2 separate regions of the Homo sapiens genome follow, and region 2 is linked to region 1. The links are chromatin loops, found by intact Hi-C in ENCODE. Cell type or tissue: endothelial cell of umbilical vein. All regions are shown on one strand. Each heading gives the region's core, and the rest is flanking DNA. Links, peaks and the distances in the headings are about the cores only.

Region 1 (8,345 bases), core at 200-8,199:
ACAATGATACCACATAGTGATGTTTCTCAGAACCTATCATCCCAATTATTCAATGACTCATGACTATATATATTGCACACGTGCACACACATACACACACTCTCTCTCATTTTACCTTCTTCCAAAGAGCTCCACTCACAGTTAACATAAAAATTAAGACATAAAATTTTATAATACTACTTAAATATCTAATTGTGCTTTAAAAAATACCTGCCCAAAGAGTAACCAAAAAACTAAAAATAAAATGCTAATAGTTTCACTTGTTATTTATCTAATTAAAATGCTTTTGACTATTTAAAAGCCATTTTAAATATGGGTTTTATTTTCACGGAACCATATTCCTAACTGTCTAAAGAAAACAAGTCATGATGAAAAGGAGAAAAGATATCAATACAGAACGTAAAAGTGTTAATTACTTGGAGTTTTACATAAACACTTTTAACTTCTGCAAAAATACTTTAAATGATCAATTCAACATTTTTTTAATCAGCAAGGAAACTGCAGGATAATTAGTCTCATCTTACATTTAGTGTCTTTTATTTCTATGCTTATTCTCACTACTACACTAATTTCTTTGAAGACAAGGACCCGATTTTATACAACTCCATAGATCTGAGATGAGGACTGTTTTATGGCAATTAATCAATGTTTACTGAAGTGTTTTGACTTTTTTTAATGCTGGTTCTCAAGATAACTTTAATCTATGACCATTAATTCAACAAATATTTAATAAAAGCTTCTATGGGCCAGGTGCTATCTTCGAAAATATGGCCGTGAACAAAACGGACAAAAATCTCAGCCCTCACTGAGTTTACTGTCCACTGGAAAGAAAGAGAACATAAGAAAAATACATGGTATGTCAGACAGTGATAAGTCCAATGGGAAAAATAAAAGAAGAAAGGAGATAAGGTGTGTAGGAATGGGTGGCGGGATTGGAATTTAAATTAAGTGCTCAGGAAAGGCTCCACTGCAAAGGCAACAGCTAAGCAAAGATGTGAAGGAAGTAAGGGAGTGAGCCTGAGTGTTCCTCACGAAGGAAACAGCAAATGCGAATGGGCACGAGGCCCAGGTGAAGCAGACAGATGCAGCAGGCCACTAATGAGGAAGGCAGGTAATGAGGGCCACCGCCTCCAGCAAGGGTTAGCAAACTTCCCTTGTAAAGGATCAGAGAGCAAATATTTCACATTTTGTGAATCATGTAAAATCTGTCTCATATATTTTTCTTTTTTGTTACCCTTGAAAAATGTAAAACCCATTCTTAGCTTGCAGGTTTTACAAAAATAGGTGCCAGATGAGCTGTAGTTTGCCAATCCCTGCTGAAGAGCTTTGCAGGTCACTGGAAAAGTCTTTTTCATTTGGAAGCAATTACTTGTTATCACAAAGTACAAAAGAATTGCTCAAAAACACAAATAAAAATAACAGTAACCTAATAAACATTCAAGTTTCTCTCAACTGATGTAAAGCCACATATTTGTCCATAATTTAAAACTAGCATGCATTCTCAACTGTCAACTTTTTCAGAAAAGAGCCAGCCCTCGCACATCTATTCAGCAAATATTTACTGAATGCCTGCCAAGAGTTAAATACAGCTAAGGAAGAAAAAAGAATACAATGTCCCCACCCTCAACAAACATATTGAACTTATTTTTAAAAGGGGGAGGCGGGAACATAAACTAACAAAAAAGTATGTCATAGCACAGTGACATGTGCTAAGAAAAAAATTAAAACAAGCAATGTAATGGAGACACTGGATGTGACAAACAGTGTATTTCAGCTACAATGGTCAGGGAAGAGACATATAATGATCTAGGAGAAGAGGCACAGAGAATCATAACTACAAAGGCTTTGAGGATAGAAAATGCTTAGCTTGTTTTAACAACAACAAAAAAGCTGATAGGTGGAGTATATGGAAGGGGAGGTTGTGGTGGGGTTACAGGGGTGGCAAGAAGCCATAGGATACAGAGCCTAAGCTGTGGAAGGAGCTTGGGTTTCACTGTGTATGATGGGAGAACACAGGAAGGTTTTAACCCAAGGGGTGACAATGTCTAAGAGTTCAGTTCAGGCCAGGTGCGGTGGCTCATGCCTGTACTCCCTGCTCTTTGGCAAAACCCTGTCTCTACAAAAAACACAAAAATTAGCCAGGCATGGTTGGTGTGCACCTGTAGTCCCAGCTACTTGGGAGGCTGAGGTGGGAGGATGGCTTGAGCCTGGGAGGCAGAGGTTGCAGTGAGCCGAGATTACGCCAGGCTACTCTAGCCCGGGTAACAGTGAGACCCTGTCTCAAAAAAGAAAAAAAAAAAAAGAGAGTTCAGTCTGATTGCTACAGAGATGGGACTAGTACAGAAGTGATATAGAAGCAGATAGCCATTGGAAAACAGCTGCAGTAATTTGAGCAACGGATAATGGTTCATAGAGAGAATCGAATGGAATCATTGAATTAAAGATACATTTTTGAGGTGTGATCGGGCTTACTAATAGATTTAACGTAGGGAGTAAGAAAAATCAAGGATTGCTTGGTGATTTATTGCCTGCACAATGAGTGAATGGTAGTACCATTTATTGAGGGTGGGAAACTGGGGAAGAAGAGGTTTTGAAAAAGGTGGGCCAGATCAAGAGATCTGTTCTGAGTAAAACTAAATTTGATATTTAACTAAAGACATTGTGTAGGTAATAAGTAGAGTATTCTGGAGCACCTTGTATATTATTAATTTGGTAGCTATTGCTGTGTTTTTGATAATGAATGCCTTAGACTTGAAGAAGTCTGAGGCCAGGCATGGTGGCTCATGCCTGTAATTCCAGCACTTTGGGAGGCCAAGGCGGGTGGATCACCTGAGGTCAGTAGTTCAAGACCAGCCTGGCCAATATGGTGAAATCCTGTCTCCACTAAAAATATAAAAATTAGCCAGGCGTGGTGGTGCATGCCTGTAATCCCAGCTACTCAGGAGGCTGAGGCAGGAGAATTGCTTGAACCTGGGAGGCAGAGGTTGCAGTGAGCTGAGATGGCACCATTACCCTCCAGCCTGGGCGACAGAGTGAGACTCCATCTCAAAAAAAAGAAAAGTCTGAGAATATATATATATATGTGTGTGTGTGTGTGTGTGTGTATATATATATATATGAGAATAGGACTGAGAGTGGAGCCTTTTAGAGGTCTAGAGGAAAGTGGCAGAATCAGAAACACCACAAAAGGAATGACAGGTGAAAGAGGGAGAAAATAAGGAGACACTGGTATCAGAGATACCAGAAGAAAACAGTGTTTCAAGGAAGGAAATGTGTAGAATGATGCTGAAAGGTAAAGTTAAGATGGGGCCATGGAAGTGATTTCTGTATTTGGTAACATGGATATTTATGATAACTTGACAAGAGCAGTTTCGTAAGACTACTAAAAATAGGAGCCTGATTAAACAAACTTGAAGAAAGGTAAGGAAAGGCAGATAGCAACTACAGTCAATTTTTTAAATAAGATTTGCTGAGAAGGGAAGAGAGAAACAGGGTGGCAACTAGAATAAGACATCACATCAAGAGAACGATTTTTTTTAAGACATTAAGTGGAACTCTAAAGGCAGGTTAGTACACTTGTGAACAAGGAGAAAGCAAAAATTTGAAAGGAGGGAGAAGGATAATGAGGGAGAAGCATCTTTAGGTTGGGCAACTGGGATAGGATTAACAGAAAAGGCAGCAGAGGTGAATTCAGGAATAGTGGCACTATTCAGGCAAAGGCTCCAGGTATAGATGCAAGTAGGCTGGTAGATTTGATGAGGAGACAAACTGGGTAGCATCCAATTATTTTAATTTTCTCAAAGAAATATCAAGTGAAGCCAGAAACTTTGAGTGGAGGCGAAGGATTTGCAGATTTGATAAGAGAACAGAATGATACAGTCACCTCTGAGGATGGGAAATCAAATCTAATAGTCCTCTTAATTAGGACTGCCTGCAGAATTAGGAGCAATTTGAGATCTGTGGCCATAAATTCAATGTGAGACCAGTCTGCAAAGCTTTGTGACTCTTCTTGCCCGGTAACATAAAGCTGCTCAGGGCAGAGGCAGTGTAGGAAGACACTTGCTTTAAATCAGGATTGAGGTTTTGCAAGCAAGTGTGACAAAAGAGAAAAGCAAGTAAGTCAAGGGGATTTAGAAGGGAGTAATTATACTGCTGGACCATGAAATCTGACCCGGGTAAGGAAGGAAGTGTGAGGCCATACGAGGTTCAAAACAAACAAAAAAAAGTAGTAGGTTGTTGTTTCAAGGTCCTAATTAGATGCAATAATTGGAGTGGAGACGAGAGTAAGTGAACTGGGAAGACAGGAGGTGTTGGCCAGAGCTGAATTGTATCTTTCAGTGTCACCATTCCAAGGTGGAGAATTCTGACGGGTAACAATCTGTTCCACATTTAGAGGCAGGTTTACTCTACCCAGAACAGCTACACAATGCCCTAAATCAGAGAAATGACACTGTCTAGGAATGGCAGCAGGCTAGAGGAAAAGCAAAGCAGAGAACCCATTCTCACATACCACAGCACAATTTATAGAGCTGTTTTTCCAAAAGAGTCATTGTCCATTTCCCAAACTGTGTAAAGATAAGAATCTAGTACTGCTGGTACAGTCAGAATCAATTTATAAAGTCTGATAAAACAGACCAAGGATATGACACAATGCTATGACTGTACTGTGCCAAGAAATCTGAAGGTGTGGCTGAGAAATAGAAAACCAAAGAAAACCCTGCCTTAAAACGCAGGCTTGGCTTTTTGGATCTATGACAGAATAAATATATTGTCAACTTTTTTCACTGTTTAAAAAAAGGAGGAGAGGGAATACTTTTATGTTGTTCACTTCTGGATTTCTTGCTGATTAATTCATAATGACAGAGGAAAGCACGGAGCACTTTTATGGAGCAAAGCACCCATTTCTGTTAAGCATTATCATAATTTTTATCACTGTATCAAACAAGACATACAACCTTACACTTCTAAGTAAAATGTTCATAGTAAGAGAAATAAGTGTATATAACCTCTTCCTCTACCTCTATTATTTTCTCCCTTAATTGTATTATTATTCTGCAACACTCCCACTTCATTTAATTTTCCTCTCCCTTTCATGTTTCTTGTTTATATGCCTCAGGCCTCACAGGATCAACCAGGGATTCAACCCTTCTTGGTAGAAGTCAGACATATAGTGGTTGCTAGCCCCATGACTCTGGAAAAGTAACGTACTAGTCTGAATAGACAATATGGCCTTTTATTTCCTATTAACTTGTTTCACTCTTCCCAGCTGAAAAGTGTTTTTGTACATATCATTCCATTTACTCCCCCCGCCCCCCACCCCCCATCCCTCCTCCCCGACCCCACCAAGGCTATGTCAATGATGAAAGTTGTGAATGCTACAGTTGAATTACACTGCACCAATAGCATATGAAAATGCATATGCAGGAATAATATGCCATCCGTATTTCTCCACCTGGTGATTTCACAGGGCTCAGCTTAAAAACTAATTTAATTTGGACATTTCACTCTAACATGCATAATACAGAAGTAACAGCTGGAGGCTAACTGTGGGAAATCAAGGCATAAAATCATTAATAAAAGCAGATCTATTAAGTAAATGATAGTAACACCTTTTTCTGTGCAAATAAATATTAGTGATCAGAAAATCTCATATGTAGTTTTCTCAATAAATGTTAGTTAAAATAAAATAAAAATCATTAAATCAAATGGGTAGAATACTATTAATCGCTAAAATATCCCAGTGAGATGGGAGAGAAGAATAAAGTTACGAGTTTCTGATTTCATTATTAAAGGATGCGCCTAGAGGAAAAGAACGGAAAGAAGGAAGGAGAGGGGGAGACCAAAAAAAAGGTAACTTGTAAATCTGAAAATTTGGGGACAATTTATTTTCATACAAAAACATTTACATTCCATTTCCAAATAGTCTTTAACCAATAAGATTCTGGTTTTATGTAAAACATGACTTAATTTACAAAGATTCCATATGCACACAATTGAATTATAAAAGTTGTTTATATTCCCACACTTTTTGCTTTTTTTGGATTCACACTAATTACGTAATAAAATCCATATTCCCTTAATTAGCACTAAAGGTCTTTAACAATAACCTATATTTTTAATATTCCCTCATGCAGTAAGCATGAGGAAAAGATTCTTTTGTTTTTTTGCCTTTTCAGATGTCTTCATGTCCCTGCCCTTTCCCTTACCCTGTCTTTGCCGAGCATAAGAGCATACATGCACTCATTCTGCAAGAAGAAGCTTAAATGGCAGTATCTTGGCAAAGCTTTCCAGCACTCCCCTAAACAGAACTGATTCCTTCATCTCCATGAGCTAAAGGGTCTGTATCTAGATGATAGTATAATATAGTATAATTATAAAAGAAAATATTTTCTAGATCCACTGATAAATTGTAATACTGTAAAAAATGCAAATATTAGATCTAGAGTTCCCAAATTGAATGCAATTCAAACCAAAAGACATAGTGCAAAGTACCAGTATTAATTGAATATGCTGTTAAATTGCTGCTCACAGTGCACTCATGGTACTTATTACTATTGTCCAAGTTGTTTTGTTTTGAGCTGTAAGATGATCCAACTGTCTCAGAAATTTTGTCAAATTACTTTTTAAAAAAAGTTTGCTGCTTATAGTACATTATGACATCATTTGAACTCTGCTTGGATAAAAAGCAACAGTATGGATTAGGCCCACCACTGTTCTTTTCTCATTGGCCCATGACAATTATAACAGTAATACCTGAAGACAATGAGATGATATCCATAAATATAAATGAAACTACATAGGGTATTTCATTGTAAGACAGTCACCCAGGTGATCCAGAATATGTATATAAACTTTTTTATTGTCATTGAAATGAAAATACAAAATCATAAAATTAACATGGTAACTTGTAAATCTCAGAATATGTTCAAGGTCTCCCAAGGGATGTGAGGAGACTCCTAACAGGAATACAAATGGTAGAGTGGTTAAAAGCAAAAGTTTTAAGGGCTAAAGAGCTCTAGGTTAAATGCTGGTTCACTATTCATTATCTATATGATCTTTAGCCTCTCTAAGCTTCAGAGTGTTCTTATCTTTTTTATTTATGACATGGGAATAATGCCCATCTCTTATAGAACTGTGAGAAGTAAATAAAATAATGCATGGAAAATGCTTAGCGTAAGATTTGGCACACTGCAAGAGGTTACTAACATATCCTTTTTCTCCTCACCCCAAACATATGTGTGTGTGTGTGTGTGTGTGTGTGTGTGTGTGTGTATGTATACACACACGCATATTTATGTTTTATATGTTAATATATAAATTTAAATATCTAAATTTGCCCTTTCATTAAGATCCAAACAAACATGGAATATGCTTCTTCTTCACTCTTTGAGGGGAGGCCGGGAGGCGGGGAGTGGAGGGAAGGAGGATACTATTGAAGTTATGTGTTATATGTTTATATCTAACTCTAGCGCTATGCTAAATATAATACCATAATAACCCTTACAAGTACTTATTATATACCAAGGACCTTAATGTTTATCACAGCATATTTATCATCTTATTCAAAATGTTTTATGAGGTTTTATTAACTCCACACTAAAAATGAAAAGAGCAAACCTTCAATAAAATTAAATCATTACCCAAAATCAGTTTTAAACATCCTAGAACTAGTACTCAAACTCAGGTCTGTCTGACTGTAACTACGATACTTTTAACCTCTCTACTATAGAAATTATAAGCAAATACTGTTTACCTGGGAGATCTCTGATACCAAATATGAAATGAAGATGGTGTACATAGTACATAAATCAGAAGGCAGAAACCCACTGCTCTACAGAGTTGTTACCTTACCAGGATTCTATTACCATGGTTAACAGCATGTATTCCTCTGTTCTTAGGAAATTTCATCTTTCAGTGTCTTTTTTCTTTCCAAAAGTGCAGCATATCCAATGATGTAAGTACCCTGGCATTCTCATATGGATTCATTTCCTTTTTTAAAAACTCAACTTTTCCTTATTTTTTTTCTTTTTTTTTGGAGACAGAGTCTCATTCTGTCACCAAGGCTGAGTGCAGTGGCGTGATCTCGGCTCACTGCAACCTCCGCCTCCTGGGTTCAAGTGACTCTTGTGCCTCTGCCTCCCGAGTAGCTGGGATTATAGGCATGCACCACCATGCGTGGCAATTTTTTTTTTTTTTTTTTGAGATGGAGTCTTGCTATGTCGCCTAGGGTGGAGTGCAGTGGCAGTGATCTCGGCTCACTGCAACCTCTGCCTCCTGGGTTCATGAGATTCTCCTGCCTCAGCCTCCCAAGTAGCTAAGACCACAGGTGCCCACCACCACAACCA
Region 2 (8,345 bases), core at 331-8,330, 87 kb after region 1:
TAATCCCAACACTTTGGGAGGCTGAGGCAGAAGGATCACTTGAGGCCAAAAGTTCAAGACCTCCCTGGGCAACATAGCAAGACACTATCTCTACAAAAAAAAATTTTTTTTAATTAGCCAAGTGTGGTGGCACACACCTATAGTTCTAGCTACTCAGGGGGCTGAAGCAGGAAGATCGCTTGAGCCCAGGAGTTCAAGGCTGCAGTGAGCTATGATCACACCACTGTACTCCAGCCTTGGTAGCAAAGCAAGACACTGTATCTTTAAAAAAAAAAAAAAAATTAGAACAGCTTTTAAATAACAATAAACCCATTATGTTAATCAAAGTAACATTTTAATTTCAAAAACCTGTATTTTCCCCCTAAAATAGTAAGAAGAATATAATTGTTTTAAATTTTTGCAAATCTCTTTAATATAATCAAGGGGGAGGGGGTGCACGAGGAGACTAGCTTTAGAATAAATGCAATTTTGGTACCATCTAACAAAGCTTAAATGAAAGACCCAAAAGAATGAAACTATTTCCAAGTATTTTACCAGCATCACAAAACAAAGTTCAGTAATATTTACAGGAATACAAAATGCCTAGCACCCAACAAGGTAAAACTCACAATGCTTGGCATCCAACCCAAACTCACCAGACAAGCAAAGAAGCAGAAAAACACAACTCATAATACAAGGACAAAAAGCATTCAGTGAAAACTGAGATCAGAAATAACACAGATTACGGTATGATCTCACTTACATATGGAATCTGAATAAAGTTGAACTCAAAGAAACAGAGAAGAGAATGGTGGTTACCAGGGGCTGGGGATAGGAACAGGGAGAGGCATGGGGAGATGCTGATCAAAGGGTACAAACCCTCAGTTATAAAACGAGTAAGTTCTGGGGATCTAATATACAGCAGCGTGTAATTAATAATGCTGTATTATATACCTGAAATTTGCCAAGAGAGTAAAAATCACAACACTCCGCCATGCAAACAAAAAAAGGTCCAAAAGGGAAGTGTCAGAACAGACTGAATATTGATTCAGTTAAAAGAAAAGGATTGCAACCACAGAGTAAAGACCTTAGTGGAATATGAAATTCAACAACCAGGCTGCTCAAGATGCCAAAGAACCCACTGACCCTTATCCACTGGCATTCAGGCACAGCTCAAGCCAGCCAGTGTTGCTACTAATCCTATTTGACAGTGTCAGGTTTGGTTCCTATTAGCTGAACCCATTACAAGGCATCAGTCATGGCGAAGGTGCTTACTGAATCTGGTGACCCTTCTACACAGTTAAGGAGGTCAAAGCCTTAGAAAAGTATACATGTCAGAAATTTGAAAAATAAATAAATCACATAATCATTTGCATCTAATTACTACATGCTAATCTGTATTTTGTATACTATATATTAATCTACCACTACCTCTAACCAAAAGCAAAAAACAAAGCACCTCATTAAAAACAAACAAACAAAAAAAAACCGGCCAGGTGTGGTGGCTCACACCTGTAATCCCAGCACTTTGGGAGGCCGAGGTGGGTGGATCACTTGAGGTGAGGAGTTCAAGACCAGCCTGGCCAACAATGTGAAATCCCGTCTCTACTAAAAATACAGAAAAATTAGTCAGGCGTGGTGGTGCATGCCTGTAATCCCAGCTACTCGGGAGGCTGAAGCAGGAGAATCACTTGAACCTAGGAGGCGGAGGTTGCAGTGAGCCAAGATTGTGCCACTGCACTCCAGCCTGGGTGACAAGAGCGAAACTCCGTCTCAATTAAAAAAAAAAAAACCCACATTATTTTATCCTGTATGTCCTAAATACACAAATTCTTACTACAAAGGCAAAAAGCTTAGGCATTCAAACCTGAAGTCTCAACTGCCTAATTTTCTTGTCTCTCAGTTCTTCTAAGCATTAATTTCAGAAAAAAGCCTTTCCATCTGCGGGACATGGATCTGTATGTAGGAACACATCCCTCATCACTTCTAAGTGTTTTTCATTCTGATGGCACCACCATCACACAGGACAACATTTGTGAGACCCCACATTGCTGCCTCTTTATGAAAGGCACCCAGATGCCCAAGCTGCACTTTATATTGGATCCATGATTCAGTTAAGTGACCTGGAAACATGTCAATGCTGACCGGACATAAATACCCGCACGGCACTGAGAGAGTGTCAAGTATGAATTGGTGACCGAAAAAGGTGACTGAAAAGGGAAAGAATAAGAACTCTTGTTATAAACATACAAACCTTTAGTATAAGTGTGGCTGGAAACACAGGCTTTGATACAAAAAATATTTCATATAATAAATATTAGGAACAGAAACTGCCCGTCCATACCCCTAATTATTAAATGATCTTTTATTGACTAAGTATTCAATTCACATCACCTGTGTACACTTTGTCTTAGTCTGCTTTTTTGTGCAGTACAGAATTCAAATATGCTAGTCTGGAGATTTGAGATAAAAACCACCACAAAAACCACTTTGCTACTACCAGATTAATTGCTCTGAATTCTACACTGATCTTTTGGTTTGGAGTGAACTAAATTTGTAGTATAATTTTGCGTGAGGTCCATATTTTACAAACCACAAAAAACATATTCAGGAAAACCCCTCAAAGACCAGCAGGACACACACAGTCATTGCCCTGACACCAGTCCTGGCAGGAGGAATAAAACCTTGTTTATTCACACCAGCAGAGCTGCAGGAACAGCATTCGCCCAACTTGCCAAGTTTGTCTGTAGCAAACAGGTCATGCCAACTTCAATAAAAACAGAAGGCTTTTGTCTACAAGGTTTTCTCTACCAATGGAAGTGAACAGAAAATGGCTACCCTACTGTTTTGGCCTCTCACTTCTGATCAAAAAACAATTAATTCTGGCTGGGCGCGGTGGCTCACACCTGTAATCCCAGCACTTTGGGAGGCCAAGGGGGCGGATCACAAGGTCAGGAGATCGAGACCATCCTGGCTAACAGGGTGAAACCCCATCTCTACTAAAAAAAATACAAAAAAATTAGCTGGGTGTGGTGGTGGGCACCTGTAATCCCAGCTACTCGGGAGGCTAAGGCAGGAGAATGGTGCGAACCCGGGAGGTGGAGCTTGCAGTGTGCCAAGATTGTGCCACTGCACTCCAGCCTGGGTGACAGAGAGAGACTCTGCCTCAATTAAAAAAAACCAATTCTCTCAACGTACCTTAACTTTCCTTTGTTTTAAATCAATAAACAGATCTATCTAAAGGCAAATTAGTAGTAATAATTAGTTGCATGGATATGTGGCTTGTTTCCTATCATTCCCCTCTTGGCTTTGCCAACATGACACTTTTCCTTTCTAACTCTGTGATCACACCTTTTCAGTGTTCTCCATCCTCTGTCATTTCCTCCTCCTCACATCTCACTGCATGGAACCTCCTCTGGAGAAACTAATCCAATTCTAAGGCTTTCACCACCACCTCCACAGCTTCCAAATCTTTATTCCTGGCCCCAACTAGTTCTAAAAACCTAAAATTCTAATAACTTTTATTTAAACCACATCTTCCATTGATTAGTTTAGAATGAGACATTTTTAAGAATTCTTTATTTTAATGTATGTTAAATCTGACTGGTATCTATTATATTTTCTACAATTTTCCTGTATTCCACAGTACTTCATAAATTTTTTTAACAGTTAAATAACTGAATTTAAACTCCCAACTTTAAAGCTGAGAAAAATCAAGGCCCAAACTAATTAAGTAACTTGCTCAAGTCCACTCTAAATGATATATCCTATGACTGCATTTCCCATTGTTCCCACCTAGATGGGAGGCTGAATGCTACGTGAAGGGCACTGAGCCATGGGACTGACAGCATTACAGACCACACGGAAGTAAACTGTTTTAGAGTACTGTTTCAACAAACTGCAATTGTGCTCTGTTTGATACCCCATACTTGACAAAAAGATGAAAAGCTCAGATATCAAAATAGTCAAGGTAGAAATGAGTCATTCCACAGTACATAGTTTAAAAAAAAAAAAAGACTATACGTTTCGCAAATTTATATTCTGAAAAATTAATGTTGATACCTTCACTCATTTTCCCTTGAAAACTCATAGCAGACAAAGAAGACACAGTATTGGCTACACAAAGTATACTGCAATAAGTGCTATTCAGGTATGCAGCCCCAAGGAACTCTTGGCCTCTGCAAACCTGATAAAGCATGGCAGTCAGCCAACCTACTTTGACCCCTTAAGCCAACACATAACATAACACTTCCTCGTTCTGGTATCAGAACTAAGATCAACAAAGCCTTATAACTCTATGTGAAAACCCTCACAGAAAGGGAGAATTCCTTATAGCTTTCTCTATGTGAAAACCCTCCTGGGCTCAAGTGATCCTCCTGTCTCGGCCTTCCAAAGTGCTGGAATTATAGGCATGAGTCACTCTGCCTGGCCATTGCAGAGGTCTTTACGCTTTCTTACAATTTCTGTCTTCACACACCTTGAGCTTCATTTTCATTTTGCCACTGTAGAAATATATATTCCATTTATTTCATTCCTATGCTCTTGACAGGGAAGATAGAAACAATCTAGATGCAGAATTCCACCTGCTGTATTATTTAGCAACATTATACCAACAAGGAGAAGCAACAGACAAGCTCTTCCTTTTGTGATCTTTCTCTGAAATTCCTCACCTTTACTGAATAAACCTCAATTGATTTGCGAGTTTTGGCTGTAACGGCACTATTACTGTAAGGTCTATGCCATACTATTATATTGATATTAGATTAGTTTCTCCTGTTACATTAATGCCTTTTCATCTCCTGTTTTTTTTTCTTGCATCTCATTCTTTTCTTCTTTCTAACATACATCTTTTAACAGTTGTTTCCATAGGGATCCTGGGTAGTAAACTCTCATTTGTATTAATCTGAAAGTAAAAGTCTTTCTTCTATCTTTACTGAAGAATGATGAGAGTTCAGCTTGGTACAGAATTCTGAGTTGCCAATGTTTTTCACTAAACTTTGAAGATTTTACGCTACCATATTCTCACTACTGTTGTGGCAACTGAAAAGTCTGATGTTGGCCTAATTGTTAATCCTTTACACGTAATGTATTTTTTCTCCCCAGCAGGTTGTTTTCTTTTTTAGAGACAGGGTCTCGCTCTATTGCCCAAGCTGGAGTGCAGTGGCACAATCATAGCTCACTACTGCCCTGAAGCCCTTAGCTAAGGTCAAGGGATACTCTCGCCTTCGACTTCTGAGTAGCCAGGACTACATGTACACACCACACCTGGTAAGTTTTTTTTCTTGTTGTTGCCTGGTTAGTTTTTTGTTGTTGTTGTTAGTTTTGTTGTTGTTGTTGTTTGTGGAGACGCAGTCTCACTGTTGCCCCGGCTGGTCTCAAACTCCTGGTCTCAAGTGATCCTCCTACCTTGACCTCCACTAGGATTACAGGCGTGAGCCATCATGCCCAGTCTACCTGGCAGTATTTAAGATTAGTTTATCTATGGTTCCACTATGCTGTATGTAGGTGTAGATATTTTCCTGCTCAAGAATAATTTGTTCCTGAATTGAAGAATCCATTCCTATCATCAAAATCAGAAAAATTCTCAGCAATTCTCTCTTAAGATTGCCTCCCATTCTCTTTATCCACTCCTGAAACTCCTACATATAAGTTGGGCTCAATTTACATAGAGTTCTTTTTAATAATTTCTATCTTCCTATCTTTCCTATTGCTTGCTGGGTAATAGCTCATCAGATCTATGTTCCAATTCACTAACTGTTCCTGCAGCTCTCTATAATCTGCAACTACACTAATATACTGAGTTTTCCATTTTAGTTACTATATATTTCATGTCTAAAATCCTGTTTTGATCTTTTATAACCCGGTTGGTTTTATTTACAGTACCTTTGTTTTTTTCCTCGCGTTTTAAATCATTTCTTTATGCATTTATTAATTATAATAGCTAATATTTACTGAGTGTTACTACATAGATAATTAACATTTAATTCTCACAACATTATGGGGTAAGGCTATTATTCTTCTCACAGATGAGAAAACTGAGGCAAAAAAGTATACACTCATACAGCAAGTGGCAGACCCAAGATTCAAACACACTGTACTAAACAGCTAGTGCTAGCTGGGCACGGTGCCTCACGCCTGTAATCCTAACACTACGAGAGGCTGAGTTGGGAGGATCACTTGAGTCCAGGAGCTGAAGACCAGCATGGGCAACATAAGGAGGTTCTGTCTCTATAAAAATTAAAAATTAAGAAAATAAAAATTAAAAACCTAGTGCTACTTCAGCTTTTGCTCTCAATAGTCATGAAACAACATCCTAACAAGTCATATCTGATCATCCATTCTGGAGAGTGTGCCCATGCCTCTCAGTCCGTCCTTTAATCATTTAGTTTATACTCTCGTTCTATTATCCAGCGTTCCTAAGGGTCTGATCACTCCATTTGTTCTTACTCCCATTATTGGTTCAGGGGAGATTACAATCCACAAGTGATTAACTAATGTGGAATTGTAAATTCATTCTAAGCAATGCTTTTACCTGTGGGAATCTACACGTACTAGGTTGAGAGAATGTCCCTTCAGAGCAGTTATGTCTATTCAAACTCAAACCTGCATGATGAGAGACCTTTCTCCACAAAATCAAAGCCAAGGAGAATAAGTCAGTCTCTCATATTGCCATTAATACTGGTAGGAGGAATTTTTTTCTCGTCCGACCTTTCTCAGGATAGTACTAGATTTATGCGGAGGTCTTGGCTTCAGATCCCTATCTCACTTAGGACCAAGGTCTATCCGCTGTCCAAGTGTTATCGTTGATTCATGTGAAGTTCTACTCTTGTTTTGTTTTCCTCTTTTTCCATTTATGTCCAATACCCATCCCTCCTTCAATATGCAGCTATTCTAATATGTTTTAATATGTTCCTGAATATGTATCTTAGAAACACAGAGGGTGATTTTTATATTCATACATGTTTTCAATTTATATTAATGTTACATACCTCAACCTGTTTTTTACTTTTAAAAAACGGGATGGATGCTGTTTTTTAAACAACACACTACTTGTAACAAGTACTGTAAAGTGAGCCGAGACTGCGCCATCGCACTCAAGCCTGGGCAACAAGAGTAAAACTCCGTCTCAAAAAAAAAAAAAAGTAAACATAGATAGTACTTATATCTATCCCTGCTTCTGCATCACTGCTTTTGACTTTTGTACAGTATTCCATGGTACATATCCACAATACTTTATTTATCCAACCCCCTAGTAATAAACACTTATGCTGCTTTTAATTCCTTCTTCCCACAAATAATACTGTGGTGAACATCCTTATACATGTCCTTTTGTGGACCAGCAGGAAAGTTTTTCTGGGAAATATACCAAGGAATGGGATTACTGAAACCACCTACGTCATTTGTGTTACTGTTTGCCCAAATCCTCACAAGCACTGAATGTTATCTCACATTCTAATTTTTATCAATTTGATGAACAAAATATAGTATTTCATCATCTTTGAAATTTGCATTTCTTTATTTACTAGTAAGATTGATGATATCATGGCATAGTTGTTAACCACTTAGGTTTCTTTATCTGTTAATTGTCTATTCAAATCCTTCCCTCTCCCTATAGTCTCTATTGATTTTTGAGGTTTTTTTTTTTTTTTTTTTTTTTTTTTGAGACAGAATCTCACTCTGTCGCCAGGCTGGAGTGCAGTGGCATGATCTCAGCTCACTGCAACCTCCGCCTCCTGGGTTCAAGCAATTCTCCTGCCTCAGCCTCCTGAGTAGCTGGGACTACAGGCACGTGCCACCACGCCCAGCTAATTTTTTTATTTTTAGTAGAGACGGGGTTTCACCATGTTGGCCAGAATGGTGTCGATCTCTTGACCTCATGATCCGCCCGCTTCAGCCTCCCAAAGGGCTGGGATTACAGGCGTGAGCCACCACACCTAGCCTCAAGCATCTCTTTTTTATTCTTTATCTGAATCCTTACTATTTTAAGAGGCTCTAAAAAAACTCTTCTCCCAATCTCATCTGTTAGCTTTGCCAATGGTTTTCTTTCTTGAACAGAAATGCTTAAATTTGATGGAGACATTTAAGTTATCTTACCCAATATATTCCTACTAAACATTTTTATTGATTAGCTTTATAGTTTCTCTTTAACACTGAGGTCTTTAATCCATCTAGAGTTCACTGTTTCATCTAGCATGAAGTAGGTGGCCAACTTTATTCTCCATATGGTATGTCAGTTTTCTCATACTTGCTTAATTTTGCACTAGTTTATGACTGACTATCTCTCCACATAAATGTTTCTGATTTCACACTCCCTGTTCTTTTCATATCTGCTCCTTCCTGTGCTAGTTACCGCACTGTTCTGAGGT

Evidence for each region. Peaks named below come from ENCODE experiments on the same cell type or tissue, not always from the same donor. Only the 100,000 strongest peaks of a DNase experiment are listed, where the experiment ranks them.
Region 2: it touches region 1 in a loop (6-fold over the local background); 2 of 110 quality-filtered maps call a loop at or near these places.

Annotation. Positions count from the first base shown.
Region 1 is chr12:1,213,593-1,221,937 of GRCh38, reverse strand. All of the region lies in intron 12 of ERC1 (ELKS/RAB6-interacting/CAST family member 1), which reads right to left. Among named protein-coding and RNA genes, the nearest start is that of ERC1, 230 kb to the right of the region's middle. In endothelial cell of umbilical vein, for the core only: no CTCF peak of the experiment used is centred there; a DNase peak (open chromatin) is centred at 4,617; H3K27ac peaks cover 1,718 bases.
Region 2 is chr12:1,126,282-1,134,626 of GRCh38, reverse strand. The region is part of intron 7 of ERC1 (ELKS/RAB6-interacting/CAST family member 1); the gene reads right to left. LOC124902857 (a long non-coding RNA gene) reads left to right here and starts at 5,152. Exons shown (of 3, transcript XR_007063157.1): 1 at 5,152-5,247. In endothelial cell of umbilical vein, for the core only: no CTCF peak of the experiment used is centred there; DNase peaks (open chromatin) are centred at 3,886 and 4,216.